Regions from separate parts of the Homo sapiens genome. Here region 1 is linked to region 2. Evidence: read pairs that join two places in POLR2A ChIA-PET (ENCODE). Cell type or tissue: PC-3. All regions are shown on one strand. Each heading gives the region's core, and the rest is flanking DNA. Links, peaks and the distances in the headings are about the cores only. Region 1 has its middle 66 kb from the start of PMAIP1. Region 2 has its middle 14 kb from the start of PMAIP1.

Evidence for each region. ChIA-PET counts read pairs that join two places held together with the same protein. Peaks named below come from ENCODE experiments on the same cell type or tissue, not always from the same donor. Only the 100,000 strongest peaks of a DNase experiment are listed, where the experiment ranks them.
Region 1: POLR2A ChIA-PET joins it to region 2 with 15 read pairs; 12 of 35 experiments call an interaction of 5 or more read pairs at or near these places.

The regions. Positions count from the first base shown.
Region 1 is chr18:59,961,378-59,970,353 of GRCh38, reverse strand. It overlaps the pseudogene NFE2L3P1. Among named protein-coding and RNA genes, the nearest start is that of PMAIP1, 66 kb to the right of the region's middle. In PC-3, for the core only: no CTCF peak of the experiment used is centred there; no DNase peak of the experiment used is centred there.
Region 2 is chr18:59,881,322-59,890,297 of GRCh38, reverse strand. No RefSeq gene overlaps it. Among named protein-coding and RNA genes, the nearest start is that of PMAIP1, 14 kb to the left of the region's middle. RefSeq lists enhancers at 4,190-4,419, 7,801-7,850. In PC-3, for the core only: no CTCF peak of the experiment used is centred there; DNase peaks (open chromatin) are centred at 4,407 and 8,137; H3K4me3 peaks cover 2,335 bases; H3K27ac peaks cover 2,764 bases.

The sequences.
Region 1 (8,976 bases), core at 258-8,257, 80 kb before region 2:
ACTGCAGAAATGGTTCTTGTGACTGAGGTCCTTGCTATTGGATCTCTTCTAAATGTACTGTTGGGACAAAGCAAGATGGCCTCATGAAGATTCACATCCCGACTTACAGCCTGGCTGAAGTTTACATGAGAATGTGCTGAAGAATTCATGCCATCACTGATACTGCCTGGAAGAGGAATATCTCCCAATGAGATGCCCTCCAGTGAATTTTCAGGCTGTGATGAAAGCAACTGGAATAAGTCTTCCAGAGAGAAAGAAAGAAGTATCTGCCCCATTCAGATGTCTCTCATTTCTAGATTCAGAGGTCTTTTCTGCCTCCCAGTCAGGTTTCTCTGCTATTTTGTTTTCATCATCATTATTCTGCTGAAGTGAGTTCTCCTTCAGGGCTGACACCCTTTCTTCATTTTCCTCACGCTGGGAACTATGATCCACAGCTTCGTGCTTTTCTCTTAGTACCTCGTTCTCCTCGCTCGCACATCCGCCAGCGTCCGCCACCTGAGCCGTCGGTTCCGCGGGTGCCTTCTCCTCTTCCCCGGCGTCCAAGGGACCACTCCGAGCCGCTCGGGGATCCCCGCCGCCCCCCTGCACAGCCTGGCTGCCGCCGTCCACGCTGGCGCCAGCTCCTCCGGTGGACGAGGCGGCGGCGGCGCCGAGCAGCCCGTGGGCCTCGTCCGCGCTCCCGACAGCCACGGTGTGCACCAGCCACGCATCCACCCGGGCGCGAGGGATGAAGGGGACCCCGAGCACGCGCACCTCCCGGAGCAGCTGGCCCTCGGGCTGCGCGGCAGCGTCCAGCTCCCGGCCCTTGGGGTGCAAGTGGCCCGCGCGCCCCCACCCTCCCGAGGCCGAGAAGGGGCTGAGCGCGTAGGCAGAGCTAGCCGGGCCGCCCAGGAACAGCAGTTCGTCCCGGAGCACGGAATTTTCATCTTTGGTGCATGAGTTCTAAATTGTAGACATGTCTAGAGCAACTAAACCTTAGCACCGTGACCACTTGACACATGAGCAGAAGAGGCTCCCTGCAACGGGAGAGGCTTTTGTGAATAATAGTCTATGCTTAATTGTGTCACCAAGAAACAAGGCAATGCCTAACCTCCTGCTCCAGATAATGCCAGCTCTCTGCCAGCTGACCAGGAGCCTATTACTCCCAACCTCCTAAAGAAGGAGTCTGTAGAAGGCCTTGGCTCTCACCAGCCCACTCTGCCTCTGGAAACTGCAAGACAAAACAATTGTCCAGTGGCTCCCATATGAGACACACTAAACTGGCTGTCTTCCGCTATGAGATTATTATACTAATCCTTTAGCTTATAATGAATTATTAAGAAAGCAAACTTACATTTGCCTTTTAAAGCTGTATGTGTAAACCTATTTCATACAAACCAATGCAGAAATAAACATGTTGAACTAACATATTCTCAACATTTGCTTCTAAAGGTGTTTCCCTAACACTTCCATTTATGGAAAAAAAACAGCTTATGATGCATCTTTAAAAAAGCATGCTTACAATCACTTCACCTCAGTCATCAGCAGCAGCCCAAATCCTGCCTGTCAGCCACCATCACCCAAACTAGCAGGCACATGCACGAATATGACCCGATTTCCCTTCCTCTCCACCCTCTAAAACCCTGTTGGTGCATTCTATGGAATGTACAGTGTATCATCAGGAAACTTGCTTTATCCTCAAACTTTTCTCTAAACCTTCTCCTCTCCTCTTTCATGCCCTATCTGAAACCTGCTTATTCCATAAAAATATCTCTTCCTCCTTCCCCACAGCCCTCTAGAGAAGCAGCTATCTTTTCTTACCCCATGAGGAATGGGTCTAGGAATGGCATATTGTCCTTTCTAAGCTAGAAAACCTAGCAGTTCTCTCTTTAAATCATATCCCAACTCTGTCCAATTCACTGCCTCTTCACCACCACTATCACCACCCAGGCCATGCCAACCCTCTCCTAACCTGTCTCTTTCTCTCCGCCCTTACCATCCCGTGGTCCATCTCTCCATAGCAGTCATCTTACTTTTAACTGGCTGTGATATCACATCTCTCTCCTCCTTAAAATCCATCAGGAGTTTTAGTCCTTACTTTGCCTTGCAAAACCTGCATGATCTGGGCCCTGCCTCCATCTCTGTCTCTTGTGCCACTTCTGGCTTTGCCCACTGTAGTGAAGAGAATTGTGTCCCCCAAAAAGACATATTGAATCTCTAACACAGCCTACCCTCATACCTGTGAACATGATCTTATTTAGAAATAGGGTCTTTGCAGATGTAATCAAGTTAAGATGACATCATTACAGAAGGCCCTAAATCCAATGACTGATGTCCTTATTGGAAGAAAAGGCCATGTAAAGACAGAGACATTGGCGGGGCATAGTGGCTCATGCCTGTAATTCCAGCACTTTGGGAGGCCAAGGCGGGAGGTTCACTTGAGCCCAGGAGCTCAAGTCCTGTCTGGGGAACCTGGCAAGACTCCATCTCAAAAAAAAAAAAAAAATTAGCAGGGCATGGTGGTGCACATCTGTGGTCCCAGCTACTCAGGAGGCTGAGGCAGGAGGATGGCTTGAACCCAGGAGGTCAAGGCTACAGTGACCCATAATCATGCCACTGCATTTCAGCCTGGGTGACAGAGGGAGACACTGTCTCAAAGAAAAGAGACACGGAAAGAATGCCAGGTGACAATGAAGGCAGAGATTGGAGCAGTGCATCTACAATCCTCCCATGGAGGATCCTTTCTTGCCCTTCCTAGCTTTTGGTAGCTAAGAGGGACTATAGCCCTGCTGACACCCTGATTTCAGACTCTGGTCTCCAGAACTGTGAAGCAATAAATTCCTGTTGAGCTAAGCCACCCAGTTTGGGGTCTTTTGTTACGGCAGCCCTAGACCACTAATAAACCCGCACTACTCTAGGCATATTGACCCCTCTGGGCTCCTTGAACACACCAACCTGATTCCTGACCTATAAACTGTGTTCTAACTTTTCTCTCTGACCAGAATGTTCTTCCTATTTTTATATGACCAGCACTTACATGCCATTCATCTCAGCTTAAATGTCACCTCCCCATTTTCAAACATTCTACCTAAAATAGCTACCCAGCTACTTTCTATTACATTAACCTGTTTTAGTCCCCTGCATAGCCTATAGCTATCTGATGTTACACATGATTGTTTATCTATCATCTGTTTTTCTCCATGCACTAGATGAGAACAGTGACTTGATTATCTTAGTTATTGCTGTCTCCTGCATGCCTAGACAGCACATTGTAGCTACATAGGTAGGGTGGCCAATTCGTCCCAGCTTGCCCAGGAATGGTTTTAAAACAGTTTCATGTCCTGGGAGGCCCCTCGGTACCAGGAAAACCAGGATGGCTAATCACTTTACTAGTAGACATTGTCAATCAATCCAATTATCCATAAATATTAGAAACTGAATGCATTCATTAAACTTTCAAAGAAATAAAATTCTTACTCTAAAATCTAACACAATGTAATTGAGTATTTTAGTCACAGGTGGCCACTAAATGGCTAGATTCATTAACATACCAGCTTTCATTAAAATCACCCTAAGGTGAGGAGACATTTCATTCCAATTAAAGTATTAAGGTACTCAGCTGTTTCTCATGGTACTGTAAGCATATAGAACTGTATACCTTTGAAGAATTTATAATTCCCATGTGTATTTCTGAAAAATCATTAAAATTTTCCATGCTGAAAAAAAAGATGGATTTATAAATACTATGACTAACTCACATTTTTAATGTTTTTTCTGAAATTTTTGTCACTAACATGAAAAATCTATATTGGGACAGATAAAACTGTGAATACAATGACATCTTGTATCCAGGGATTTAAAATATAGCAAATATGTATTTATTCACTATAGTGACCACCTGAAGATTTTAATAGATGCAGAAAAAAAAATCAGCTTCTCAGAAAGAAATCTACTGTTGAAAATGTTCTGAAAGCAAGTTTTTCTCAAGTTTACAGCCCTTAGGTAAGAGATAATCCACAGCTGGTGTCATTTTCTAAGAGAACCTCATAAAGTCACTAAGGCAAAAAGAGGCTCATCTCAAGAATTCTTGTCTGCAGTGAAGATTTGCCACTCTGATCACTCTAGAGATTAAAATTTGCTCAAGGGAACAGTTTCTAAAACAGAGCTTGTAATTTCAGGAAATTTTATTCTTTCTTATTCCCAGAGATTAGATCAATCTGATCTTGGCAAGATACACCACTTTTGTAAACTTGTAAACACATGCAAGCAATATTTATATGCTGTGTATTAAATATATATGTAGCAAAATTTAAAGCATGAGCAGACATAATAAAATGCCCAATTATCATTGTGTGGACCTATGGGAAGAAATAAAGGGAACAGGATCAGAGAGAAGATCAAGGGAACTTCAACTTTACTAGAAATGTTTCTTAATTTTATGAGTTTAATATGTTCTTATGGGTGCTAATGCTTGTTACATTATTTTTTCTTTTTTTCCTTTTACCTTTTCCAATTAACAAACAAGAAATAAATAAATAGCTATTGCTCCCAAGAGTCATTTGACTTTCCTTCAAGGAGTGTGACAAGCCAAGGAAAGAAATAGAGAGTTCAAGATGAAGCAGCCTTTGGCTTATGTGTCTGAAACCCCTGAAGCTGTAAGAAATCAGGATGGATTATTCTAGTTAGAAGTTGGTCAGTGCGTAGGTAGGTTTCTCTCTTTATACACTTGTTATTAGAAAAAAGGTATTTTGCAAAAATGCAGTTCTGATGAGAGCATTTTATAAATAAGAGCCTGGCACTTGTTGAGAGAGGTGGAGTAAGGATGAGAAGAGAGGGATGAAGGTATGGGGAAATGACAGTCAAAGGGTACAGAATCTCAGTTTCACAGAAGAATATAGGGTTTTTTTAGTTCTATTGCCAAGCATGGTGAATATATTTATATTAGAGGGTTGTACCTTTCAAAATTGCTAAGAGAGATTATTTCACTTCATATTTATAAATTATAACATCACTTTGTACCCCATAAATTTATATAAGTTGACAATTTACAATTAAAAATAAAGTTTGATTAACAATTTAAAATAAAGTAAAATAAAACACTGATAGTGGAATTGCAAGAGACAATAGCAGATGAAATTTTCTCTAATGTTTCACAGAAGTTTTTAAAGAGCCAAAATATCTGTCCACAAACATCAAAACAGTGAAAGGTACACATCCCTGTTCTATAATCTCAAAAAAAGTGATGACCAGAGGAAAAGGAACAGAGACAATTTTGGTGTAGGTTAGCACAGCTCCTGATCACCCCCGAATTAGTCAGGGTCTAGTCAGAAAATGGAAGGCAGCATAGTTTATGTCAAAAGGAGGGGATTTGAAGCTGGGGGAGGGTAAAACCAAGGAGAGAAAAGGAGGGGGAAAGAGGGACAGTGTAGAGGGAGCTGCTCTGAGGAAAAGACAAATCCACTTCCCAAGATTCCAAGATTGAGAGAGAGAGAAACCCAGGCTTTTCCCGGCATCTTCTCTTCTAGTCTTACATTAGCAGAATTTTCATGGAAAGAATAAGGCGAGAGAGCTGCATTGCTGAGAAGGGAAGAGAAGGGAGAAATATGTACCTGAGAACAAGCAAATAACCAGTACAACCCCGGAGCCCACCAGCGACCGCGGGAAGAGAGAAAGCATGCCAATGGGAGCAGCATTTCCTGACAAAACATCATGGAGCAAGGTCCATGAAGCACTAAGCAATGTCTAGGAAAATCCATCATGACCCCATTACACTCAGTAAGTTGTTCAAATAAGGTTCCCAAACACGACAGGGTCAGAGAACTTTTTTTTTTTTTTTTTTTTTTTTGAGACGGCGTCTCACTCTGTGGCCAGGTTGGAACGCAGTGGTGCAATCTCGGCTCACTGCAACCTCCACCTCCTGGGTTCAAGCGATTCTCCTGCCTCAGCCTCCCGAGTAGCTGCAACTACAGGCGCGCGCCACCACGCCCGGCTAATTTTTGTATTTTTAGTAGAGACGGGGACTTCACCATGTTGCCAAGGCTTGTCTCAAACTCCTGACCTCAAGTGATCCTCCCACCTCGGCCTCCCAAAGTGCTGGGATTACAGGCATGAGCCGCTGCGCCCATACCCTTTCAGCATTTTTTAAGAAATAGCTTTGAAGTAAACACTTTTTAGGGAAACAAAAATTCTCTTTGTGTAGTAAGGGTTTTTTTTTTATATTCTTCCATATATTTATATCATTTGGTTTGGATCGGTTCAGATTCCTTGAGAAAAAAAAATGCTGTCTTCATCAGTGAGGTTAAAATCCACAATCCTAATTTCCATTCCAGAAGCTAAAGTGCACAGAGAGGCAAATAAAATACAGAAACAGGCTAGGTGTGGTAGCTCACACCTGCAATCCCAACGCTTTGAGAGGCAAAGGTGGGAGGATTCTTGGAGCCCAGGAGTTCAAGACTAGCCTGGGCAACATGGTGAGACCCCCATATCTACAAAAAAATTTTTTTAATTAGCTGGGTTCAGTGGCATGCACCTGTGGTCCCAGCTACTCAGGAGGCTGAGGTAGGAGGATCACTTGAGCCCAGGAGTTGGAAGCTGCAGTGAGCTGTGATTGTGCCACTGCAATCTACCATGGGCAACAGAGTGAGATGCTGTCTCAAAAAAGAAAAAGAAACAATACATTTATCAAACATCTCATGAAAGGTAAATGGGAATGACTATATGAAGCTTCCATATAAAGTTATTACATACATACATACCGTAACTTTGTATTTATTTTAACACTTCGAATAAAATGCTTTCTAAGATTCGTTTTGTGGTTTACTCTCTTTTATGGTGCAAGATCCAATTTAACCTTTTCTTCAAATTCAAAAATGCTAGTTGTTTCCCTCGGCAGTGAGTATAGAGGTATTCTCAGGAGCTACCTTAAGTGCTGTGTGTTTATTTGCTCAAGGTTTTATCAGCTTTTCTTGAAAGCTACTTTGTTATTGGGGATGGAGCGGGGGTAGTAATAGTTACTGATGTTCCTTTAGGGATGTATTTTTGGACATTTATTCTTTCTCAGATGTGTTTTTGAATAGTTGTGACTGAATCAGAGAGCTAAAAAGTGAGATGATGTAACAGTTCATATGGGATCATAGATAAATGGGTTAGGTTGCAGGAACCTGAAGGATTCATGGAGTTCTCTACAGATACCTGTAATTAATTAAATCCTCTCTCTTTGAGGATTAAAAAAGAAGATACTCTTCAAAACTGTCATCTTCCAAAAATATGTTGGGAACAGAGTCATATACTAAGGTAAATATGTCTTATTTTTATTTGAGAGAGTCAGTGTATATAGTCATTAAAAGCACAGCCTCTCAGCCAGACTGGCTAAGTTCTGTGGACTTTGGAGTAATTTACGTGAATTCCCATGCCTCAGTTTCCTCAACTGTAAAATGGGTATTATAATAGTAGCATCTACCTCATAGAGTTCTCAAGAAGAAAAACATGAGTCAGAATTTGTAAAACACTTATAACTGTGCCTGGAATATAGAAAGTACAATTATTATATAAGCTAGATTATAGGGGAAAAAAAAGAATTTTAAGAGAAATCGTCTTGGTCTGTATTCCTTAATGTTGATGTTGGTGGTGTTTTCTCCATGACTCTGAGAACAAAGTGTATTTGAATATACATTGGCCCTCTGTATCTGTAGGTTCTGCAACCATGGATTTAACCAACTAAAGATCAAAAATATTTTTGTAAAAAAAATGGATGGTTGCATCTGTATCAATATGTACAGACTTTTTCCTTGTCGTTATTTCCTAAACAATAGAGTATAACAAATATTTACATGGTATTTACGTTGTATTGGGTATTATAAGTAATCGAGACGTGATTTAAAGTATACATGAGGATGTGTTTAAGTTATATGCAAATACTATGCCATTTTATATCAGGTACTTGAACATCCTCAAATTTCGATACCAGGGGAGGGGTCCTGGAATCATTTTCCCACAGATACCAAAGGATGACTAGACAATTCTGACCAGGGCCAGCTTCATGGGCATGTGACCTGTACAAGAAGGAATCTCTATGCCCATATTAGAAGTCTCCCTTACTTGGTTTAATGCTCTGCTGTCATGATTTTGAGATTCTTAAGACTTTCTGAACAAGGAATCTCACATTTTATTTTGCCCTGGGCCCTGAAAATGATGTCCCCAATCCTGACTTGGACTCCCTGTGCTCCCTGATTCTTGTAAGCCCAGAAGCCCTAAGCTGGTTGTTGTATCCTCTCTCTGCTCACAGGTTTGGGGTCGATCACTCTGGAGCAAGAACAGTAAAAGAATTGAAAATTCAGATCCTGCCGAGCTCAGTGGCTCACGCCTGTAATCCCAGCACTTTGGGAGGCCGAGGTGGGCAGATCACTTGAGGTCAGGAGTTTGAGACCAGCCTGGCCAGCATGATGAAACACTGTCTCTACAAAAAATACAAAAATTAGCCAGGCGTGGTGGCACACGCCCGTAATCCCAGCTACTCGGGAGGCTGAGGCAGGAGAATGGCTTGAACCTGAGAGGCAGAGGTTGCAGTGAGCTGAGATCATGCCACTGCACTCCAGCCTGGGAAACAGAGGGAGACTCTGTCTCAAAAAATAAAAATAAAAAAATGACAATCTCAGCCTATTACACTGTGTTTCTCACAGAACGTTTATATCAACATGCATGTATACTGAAAAGAAAAAAGAACTTGGGGGAGAAAAGAGTTCCTCCTTTGTGGAAACACAGCCTATGCAAAACTACCATTTCCCCTCAGGAGCTAAATTATCCAGTGCAGAGTTTATGTTCTTTCCTTTAGGATCTCTTCCTTCCTTAGGAATGTGGCTTAAATAGGACAGATTTTATTCTACCTGTGTGACCTCAAACAGGCAAAATTCATTTAAGCTCCGTAGGTCTCACTTTCAAATTGTTTTCAACTGAGGGCAACAACAGCTGCCAGATACACAGACAGTGTGCAATCAAAAG
Region 2 (8,976 bases), core at 585-8,584:
GAATGAAAACAGTAATAATACATACACACACGAATACAATTGCCCCATAGCATTTGCCCCGTGGAATAGGGAAAAGATAGTCATGATTTACAAGAGCCAGCAGGAACAAGACAAGATACATGTGTTGAGAAGGGAACAGATAATTGGAAGATGCTTTGAGTCTGCAGAAGCTTTGAGTGTTACTACTAACATGCAGAATTATTACCCAGCTGTGTAGATAATCAGTGATTGCTGCCTTTAGTAAGAGGTATAATTTCACTGCAGCAGATAGATTGGAAGCTAAGGGAGGCTGCATCCTATCTATCTATCTATCTATCTATCTATCTATCTATCTATCTATCTGTCTATCTATATCTGTCTGTCTTTCTGTGATGGGGTATGGCTCTGTTGCCCAAGCTGGAGTGAATGGCTCCATCTCGGCTCACTACAACCTCTGCTTCCCAGGCTCAAACCATTCTCCCACTTCGGCCTCCCGAGTAGTTGGGACTATAGGCGTGAGCCACCATGCCCGGCTACTTTTTGTATATTTGGTAGAGATGGGGTTTCAGAGCCTGGGTGATAGAGCAAGAACCTGTCTCAAAAAATAATAATGAAATGAAATTAAAAAATAAAAACAGAGCAACTGCAGACCTTGCGAAGGCACTGGGAGATCAGGACATCTGATCCAACCTCCCCGGCCTTCTTTCTGAAACGCACTGAGCACCTTCCTCCTTCATCCTCCAGGTAGGTTCGTGGTTTCCACACCCAGGACCATCTTCAACATCCCTCCAGTTGTTCCAGCCGGAGGCCCAGGTCTCCCTCTCCGCCCCTCCCTCTTTTTCACCCCACAGCCAATCAGGGCGAAGTCATCTTGAATATCCCTGGGCTGTGTTCATTTCTTTCCACAGTCTAGGACATCACTTCCTCTGGCCTGAACCACTGCAGGTGCCTCCTTTTTGGCCTTCCCGCTTCCAAACCTGCCCCTTTTTCCATCTATTCTCGCTGCAGCCAGAGTACTTTTCTTTAATTCAAATGTTCCCAGGTCCCTTCTTAAAACTCTTCTCTCCATGGCTTCAAAGTGATCAATTTTTGTCTTTAATTTGTTTTTGATTATTTTTGTTTATTTATTTATTTATTTATTTGCGACAGGGTCTCACTCTGTTCCGAGGATGGAAGCAGTGGTACCATCATAGCTCACTGCAGCCTCGAACTCCTAGGCGCACGTGATCCTCCCCACCTACGCCTCCAGAGTAGCTGGGACTACAAGCATGTGCCACAACACCCAGCTAACCTTTTATTTCTTGTAGAGGTGGGATCTTGCTATGTTGCCTTAGCTGGTCTCAAACTCCTGGCTTCAAGCAATCCTACCATCTCAGTCTCCCAAAGTGCTGGGATCACAGGTGTGAGCCACCAGGCCCAAACCAGATTTTTATTTTTAAAAGACAGAGTCTCTTCTCTGTTTAAATGTTGTCAGAGTTCTCCAGTTGCCCTAGCATCAAATCCAATTGCCACAGCAAAAGGGAAAAAGTGAGTGACAGTTTGTTCTTATGCCCAGATAGGGTGGGGGAGGGGCCAGTGCCCAAGAGGACATGCCCCAAACCATCGAAATGGAGAAGGGGACAGATGAGAAGTGAGTAAGAGAGAGAAGAAAGGGAGAATGAGAAAGAGAGGTGGCCTAAGGAACATAGCTAGCAGCCCCACCACCCTGGTACACCTGTCAGGAGAGTTGAAAAATGAGAAAGACTTTAGAAATCATGAGATTTCAATCAGGCTAGATATCACATTAGCTTTTTTTGTTTGTTTGTTTTTGAGACGGAGTCTCGCTCTGTCGCCCATGCTGGAGTGCAGTGGCACGATCTCGGCTCACTGCAAACTCCGCCTCCCGGGTTCACGCCATTCTCCTGCCTCAGCCTCCCAAGTAGCTGGGACTGCAGGCGCCCGCCACCACGTCTGGCTAAGTTCTTTTGTATCTTTAGTAGATACGGGGTTTCATCATGTTAGCCAGGATGGTCTCGATTTCCTGACCTCGTGATCCGCCCACCTCGGCTTCCCAAAGTGCTGGGATTACAGGCGTGAGCCACCGCTCCTGGCCGATACCACATTAGTTTTTTAAACAGACTTGGACTCTGAGCTCAGTGGCTTGTGCCTGTAATCCTAGCTACTTGGGAGAGTAATGGAGGAGGACCAGTTGAGCCCAGGAGTTCGAGACCAGCCTGGGCAACATAGTGAAATCCCATCTCTAAAAAAGAAAAGAAAAATAAAACAGCCTTCTTATAGTCTGTTTTAGTCCAGCAATAACAGGCTATAGTTCAGTCATAATCGGTTAGAAAAATCAATGTTTTAAAAAAGCACCATTCAATTAGTAACAAAAATATATATATGTATAGGCTCGGTGTGGTGGCTCACAGCTGTAGTCCCACCTACTTAGGAGGCTGAGGCAAGAGGATGGCTTGAGTCCAGGAGTTTGAAGTTGCAGTGAGCTATGATGGTACCACTACACTACAGCCTGGGCAACAGAGCAAGAACCCATCTCTGAAAAAAATGAAAATTATCAATATGCTTACTAAGGCGTATGCAAAACCTAAATCAAGAATCCTGGTTGTGTCCTGAAGGACATAATGGAAGAAGGATTTCTGAATGAGAAGACATTCCTCTGCCCAATTATTCTATGAACACAATGCAAGTCCAATTAGAATGCCATGAAGACTTTTTTAGGAATGTAAAAAGCCCACAGACAACCACCCCTACCCGTTAAAATATTACAAAGCAAATATAAACACAGTATTAAATAGTTCCGCAGAGCAGAGAGCTAAAGATACAGACCTCAAAATGTGGGAATGATGTATATGATGGAGGTGGCATTTCAATTCAGTGAAGACAAAATGAACTGATTATTCCATAAGTGGGTTTTGTTTTTGTTTTTGTTTTTTTGAGACACGGTCTTGCTCTGTGGCCCGGGCTGGAGTGCAGTGGTGCAATGTCTGCTCACTGCAACCTCCATCTCCTGGGTTCAAGCAATTCTCCTACCTCAGCCTTCTGAGTAGCTGGAATTACAGGCACCCACCACCACGCGCGGCTAATTTATATATTTATAGTAGATATGGGGTTTCACCATGTTGGCCAGGCCGGTCTCAAACTCCTGACCTCAGATGATCCTCCCGTCTCAGCCTCCCAAAGTGCTGGGATTACAGGCGGGAGCCACTGCGCCTGGCCTCCATAAGTGGTTTTGAGACAATTGATTATACATTCAGAAAAAATAATTAATGTCAGTTTCCTACCTCATTATCTGCATCAAAACAAATTCCAAAATTTCACATTTAAATATAAATATCAAACATGTTAAAACATGCTTAAATAAATCATAGGTGAGTATTTTCATCATTTTAGGATTGGACTGGATTTTGAAAGCCTACTGTGAAGACTAAATCCCAAGGACACATTTGACTTCCTAGGAATATGAAAGTTTGGATCAGTAATGTAGAAAGTAAAAAGTTTCCTCTTCAAAGTTTCCCTTCTTGTTAAAAAATAAATCATAAATGATAAAAATAATAATTTCTTTTAAAGACTAACTTCCTTCAAGCCTCCTCACTTTATGCTAATAACTCTTTGTTAGGTCCACTCCTATGTAGCTGTTATGCTCACAGGCACGTAGTACATTCTATGTCCTTGTACCTTAACCAAGATATTTGTGCTGGACATGCTCACAGGCACCTTCCAGCTCGCAGCCTATGCCCCTTCCCTATTTGGCATAAGCAACTTCCTCTTTTCCTTTGTCTTTCCATTACTTTTACCTATTTAAAAAAGTTTCAAACTGTTAGTCAATCGGGTTTTAGTTTAGACTGTGCTGTCTGACTCCAGCCAATGGAGACAGGACACAGTAGCAGGGACAAACTACTTAAGGAATAAAAATTGCTTCCCTCCTTTGTTTGGATGTGCTGTCGCCATTGTTCCATCTGTGACGGGCACTCTTTCTGCAGAAAGTAAAAATGGCCTTAGTAAGAAAATTAAATTTATGTTCAAGTGCTATTTCTTTGTAGCACCAGGGAACAAACATTCTGTTTCCAAATAAACATTTTACATATAACAAGTAAAATAACACTATGAAAAAAGTCAAAAGACCATTCCTAAAATGAGGGGAATAGGGCAAGTAAGTGGGGCAGTTCCACCCTAAAAGTCCCTGGAATAAATTTTAAAATGGCATATTCTTCATTTCAAACACAGAAGCCGTTCCTGGGAAACCTTGCAAGCCACAGTGCTTGGGTGGAAACATGACAGGCCAAATTGCAACCAGAATTCTTTGATTATAAACAAAAGCATTTTTGTTTCAGAGAAGAAAAAAAAAAAGAGAGAAAGGAAACTAAAAAAGAGGAAATGAATCACTTTCTGAATATGAGACCTCAAGTGCACAAACAGGCTGGGGAGTGGAGATGAGTTAGCTCGGTCATCATCAGTAGGTAATTCTTTTAAAGCTGTCTTTTGGGGAAAAGGCAAAAACCACATACCCACATTTATCTGATTCAGTGACTTTCTGGCAGGAGAGGAGCATGGGATCTCCAACTTTCGTCGGGAGCCATGAGAGTTTCCCCCTCTCCTTTCAGGGTCCCAGGAACTCTGCCCTATTGGAGCTCTGGAGCTTTGGGCTAAAGGAGGCTTGGGTCCAGCACAGATTCCCTGGGCGGCTTTGGCTCCCAAGAGACACAGCAGCTCTACGTACCAGGCACTGTCAGTTTTGACATTGTTGCTGTCAGATATTAACTCTGATTCCTTAATGCAGGAAGTAACTAAAACTAGTTACTTAGTTTTAGCCAGAAATCTGGATTTACTCCTAATTCTGCCATTGGAAACCCAACATGTTCTTAGGCAAAGGATCGACTTCCCTGGGGCTTAGTTATCCCATCTGTTAAATGGTTGTCTTAACTCTGTGCTTACCTCCTCAGTTTGGGGGGGAAGATTAAATAGCGAGAGTAGATAAAAGTATGTTGTAAACTATGTCACACATGGTTTATTAGTATTATTAGGACCGCAGTTCAATCAATTAGGATGTGTTTATAAAGATGTGATTGCAACCGATAAAATGTGATAGTTCCAAAAACAAAAAGAAAAAAAGCTATTTTTTATTTATTTATTTATTTATTTATTTATTTATTGAGACAGAGTCTCGCTCTGTTGCCTAGGCTGGAGTTCAGTGGTGCGATCACGGCTCACTGCAACCTCCGCTGACTGGATTCAAGTGATTCTCGTGCCTCTGCCTCCCAAGTAGCTGGGACTACAGTCATGTGCCACCACACCTGGCTGATTTTTGCATTTTTAGTAGAGACTGGGTCTCGTAATGTTGGCCAGGCTGGTCTCGAGCTCCTCAGCTCAAGTGATCTGCCCGCCCCAGCCTCTCAAAGTGCCACAGGTGTGAGCCACTGTGCCCAGTGCTACATATATATATATATTTTTGTTGTTGTTTTTGTTGTTGTTTTCATGAGAAATGGATAACAGTAAGCTTCTCAGAAGGAGAATGGAGTGGTTGGTGGGCAGGAGTAGAAGGGACAACTATTTTCTATTGTACACTCTTCTGTAACTTTTGAATATTTTAAAGCATATGTTTGTGTTAATTGCTCAAAGAATATGCAAATAAAATTCAAATTTATGTGGTCCAAGTTATTTCCTTCTCAGTTATAAATAGAAATGTACGTACATGTTCACCAAAAGGCATGTCCAAGAATATTCATAGCAGCCCTAATTGTAGTGGCCCCAAGCTGGAACCCTGTCTAAACGCCCAACCACTATAAAATGCATAAATTGTAGTATTTTCCCACAGTGAAATACTGTATAGCAACTACAATAAGTGATCTGTAACTATGGGCAAGAATGTGAATGAATATGACAAACATGTGGAGTGAAAGAAGTCAGACACAGAAGAGTACATACTTTGTGGGTTCATTTATAAAAGGTTCAAAGGCAGGCAAAACTACTGTAAGACATTAGAAGTCATAATAGTGGTCCCCCTTACAAGGTTTTGTAACTTAAGGGGTCAAAGAAGGGCTTCTGGAGTGTTGATAACATTCCATCTCTTAACTGGGTCACTGCTGTTTGCATATGTGTCTTCAATTTGTGAAAATTTATGACACTGTTTTCTGTATGTTACACATCAACCGAAGGTTTAAATAAATAAATAAGAAAGATTGGATGGGGCAGGAACCATCTAATGGGACTCACAATAAAACAACAGAACAATAAAATAAATTTTGCTTTGAGCTTTTCCAGTGATCTCCAAATGGTATCCATTTCATTCCGTCTCTAAGGGGCAGTTTCAGAAATTCACAGAGGCTACCATTTGTTAGTGGCAGCAGAAATTAAAATACAGAGCAAAGGGTGATATTAAAATCAGAGTCAAGTGTATTAGTATCTTTTTCAGTACTATCAAGCAACACTACAATGAAATAAAGATATAATATATAATTGGAACCGTGTCAAGATCTTAAAATGAAGTCACAGAGTTAGCAATGTCGAAGTATTAGAGTTTGGAAAGTCAGTGTGAGAGTAAAAGACATTTTTATATTCCTCAGAACTGAAAAATGTCACTGTATAGCATAGGAAACTTAGCAATAAGTATCCAAAACAGAAGTCAAGTGAAATGTAAATGGATGAATTCTAATCTCAAAGGCCATTAGATGAAGACAATATCTCTAACCACTATCTCTTATGACCTCAAAATCCCCGAGCTCAGGAGATACATAGGCCACAGAGCTGGTAGGTTATGGAGCCAGGGTTTGAAGCCAGATCTTGAAAGTCCAATGTAAAGCACCGCGAACTTTTGTCAGTTACTGGACGACATGCAGCTTTCTTTCCTCAAACTTTTACATGTATTCACACCCTCCTGTCGAGGTTAGCACCTTTGCATCCTCCAGATCCCAGCTGAAATGCCCTGAGGCCTCTTCTGCCACCTAATCTGAAATCATTCTCCTTCTTGATCTCTATGTCTTGTTTTCTTTCTTCATAACCTAGCAGAGGTCAGAGTTGCTTCATTTACTGGGGAGTGGTCCTTGATCCTGTATTCACTTACCAGTCTCCCAGCTGGACTATAAGCTCCATGAGGTGACAGCCACATCTATTGTGTCTCCAGCTCTTACTCCTGCACTTGGCATGCTAGGGATGCTCAGCAGATGACTATTTTAAACGTCAGTCATGGCCAGGCGCGGTGGCTCACGCCTGTAATCCCAGCTACTCAGGAGGCTGAGGCATGAGAATCGCTTGAACTTGGGAGGCAGAGGGTGCAGTGAGCTGAGATCGCGCCACTGCACTCCAGCTTGGGTGACAGAGTGAGACTCGGTCTCAAATAAATAAATAAATAAATAAATAAATAAATAAATAAATGTCATAATGAGTGCCAGGAGAATGTGAGTCGGCAGATCTCACAGGAGACCCGGGAGAGTAGTAGTTGCTGTTTAACTCTGTTTGCTGTTTACCTTCTGTGCGAGCTCAAGCCCAGAAGCTCCCATCTCTGGACCATGATTTCCTCATGTGTTAAATAAAGGCTGATTACTTACTTTCTAAATTTCCTCCATTCTAATTCCCACTCACTAAATTAAACTAATTCACAACAATGTGTGAATGGCTGATGGCTTATTACCATTCCCAGAGGGAGGTGCATTTTTAAAAGATAATGTTCCACATTAATCTCTATTTTTAGGCTATCAGCTCGATGAGTGAAAACAGTGGAACTGACTGGAGAGAGATAATTTTCTGCTGAGAGCAAATGAACCTGAGATTCTGCCCCTGTGAGTCAGCTGCCCGATTAGTTCCTGCTTTTCTCAGCTTCTTCCCCTCTCCTTATTTCAACTCAGGCTTCAAAAGAATGGAAACTTTTTTTTTAAACTTTTTTTTTTCCACCTCACGCCCTCCCCAACTGCTACAGTACATATGGCCATGGGGCTTCTGCTGTGATCAACGTTAGAGAGTTGTAAGCTATGCTCAAGTGAGGCCACAGCTTTGTCTGAAGTTGTATGGTCCCAGTGGGTTTGGTTTCTAGAAACCCCAGGATTTCTTTCTGTTTCCAAGTGTGGGGCTCTAGGTGGTTGCCAGGCATTGTGGTTTTGCAGACGGGGCAGTATTTATCTCTCCCTGAGCCTTAGTTATTCATCTTGTCGTCTTTCCGGAACTCAGAGTGTCCTACCAGGAAAATGAGTGTCTAGGCAGAGAGGACAAAGGTTGGCTCAGAAGAACAAACAAAGAGAGGAAGCACTCAGTAGTAATCACAACATTAGGTAGAGCAGCAAATAGTAAAATTTGGCCTGTGTTTACAGAATGGCTCTGTACAGCCTTTTCTTCCGTTGTTTTGATCCAGCATCTCTAATCTGAATCCTCCAGAACTCTAGCCAAGGGCTGGGTAATCCACCCAGCCGATCCTAGCTCCTGATGAAAGTGAGAATATATTTTGCCTCTTCACACGGGCCCCACCCTTGTTTTTTCCTTTGACTATCATGTTCCTCCTGGCAGCTGGGCGTTGAGGTGGCCTCCTTTGATGCCTGGGTCATAACTCACCCTGAGGGATGTTGCTGTCTGGCCTTACTGGGCACCTGCATCCACACTCACCAGCACTGAAGTGACAATTGAGTGGCTTTGGTCATTGTTTCTTCAGCCAGGGCTTTCTTTCATCTTAGCCTCAAAATTCCCTGCCCTGAAGGTTTATTACCAGAAGAGTTTATTTAAATAAACAACTACTAGGCCAAACTTCACTGGATTCCACCTTGGGAAGATAACCCCCCCTTTTTTTTAGATGAGGTCGCACTCTGTCACCCAGGCTGGAGTGCAATGGTGTCATCTCAGCTCACTGCAACCTCCGCCTCCCAGGTTCAAGCAATTCTCCTGCCTCAGCCTCCTGAGTAGCTGGGATTACAGGAGCATGCCTGGCTAATTTTTGTATTATTAGTAGAGAAGGGGTTTCACTGTGTTGGCCAGGCTGGTCTCGAACCCCTGAGCTCAGGTAATCTACCTTCCTCGGCCTCC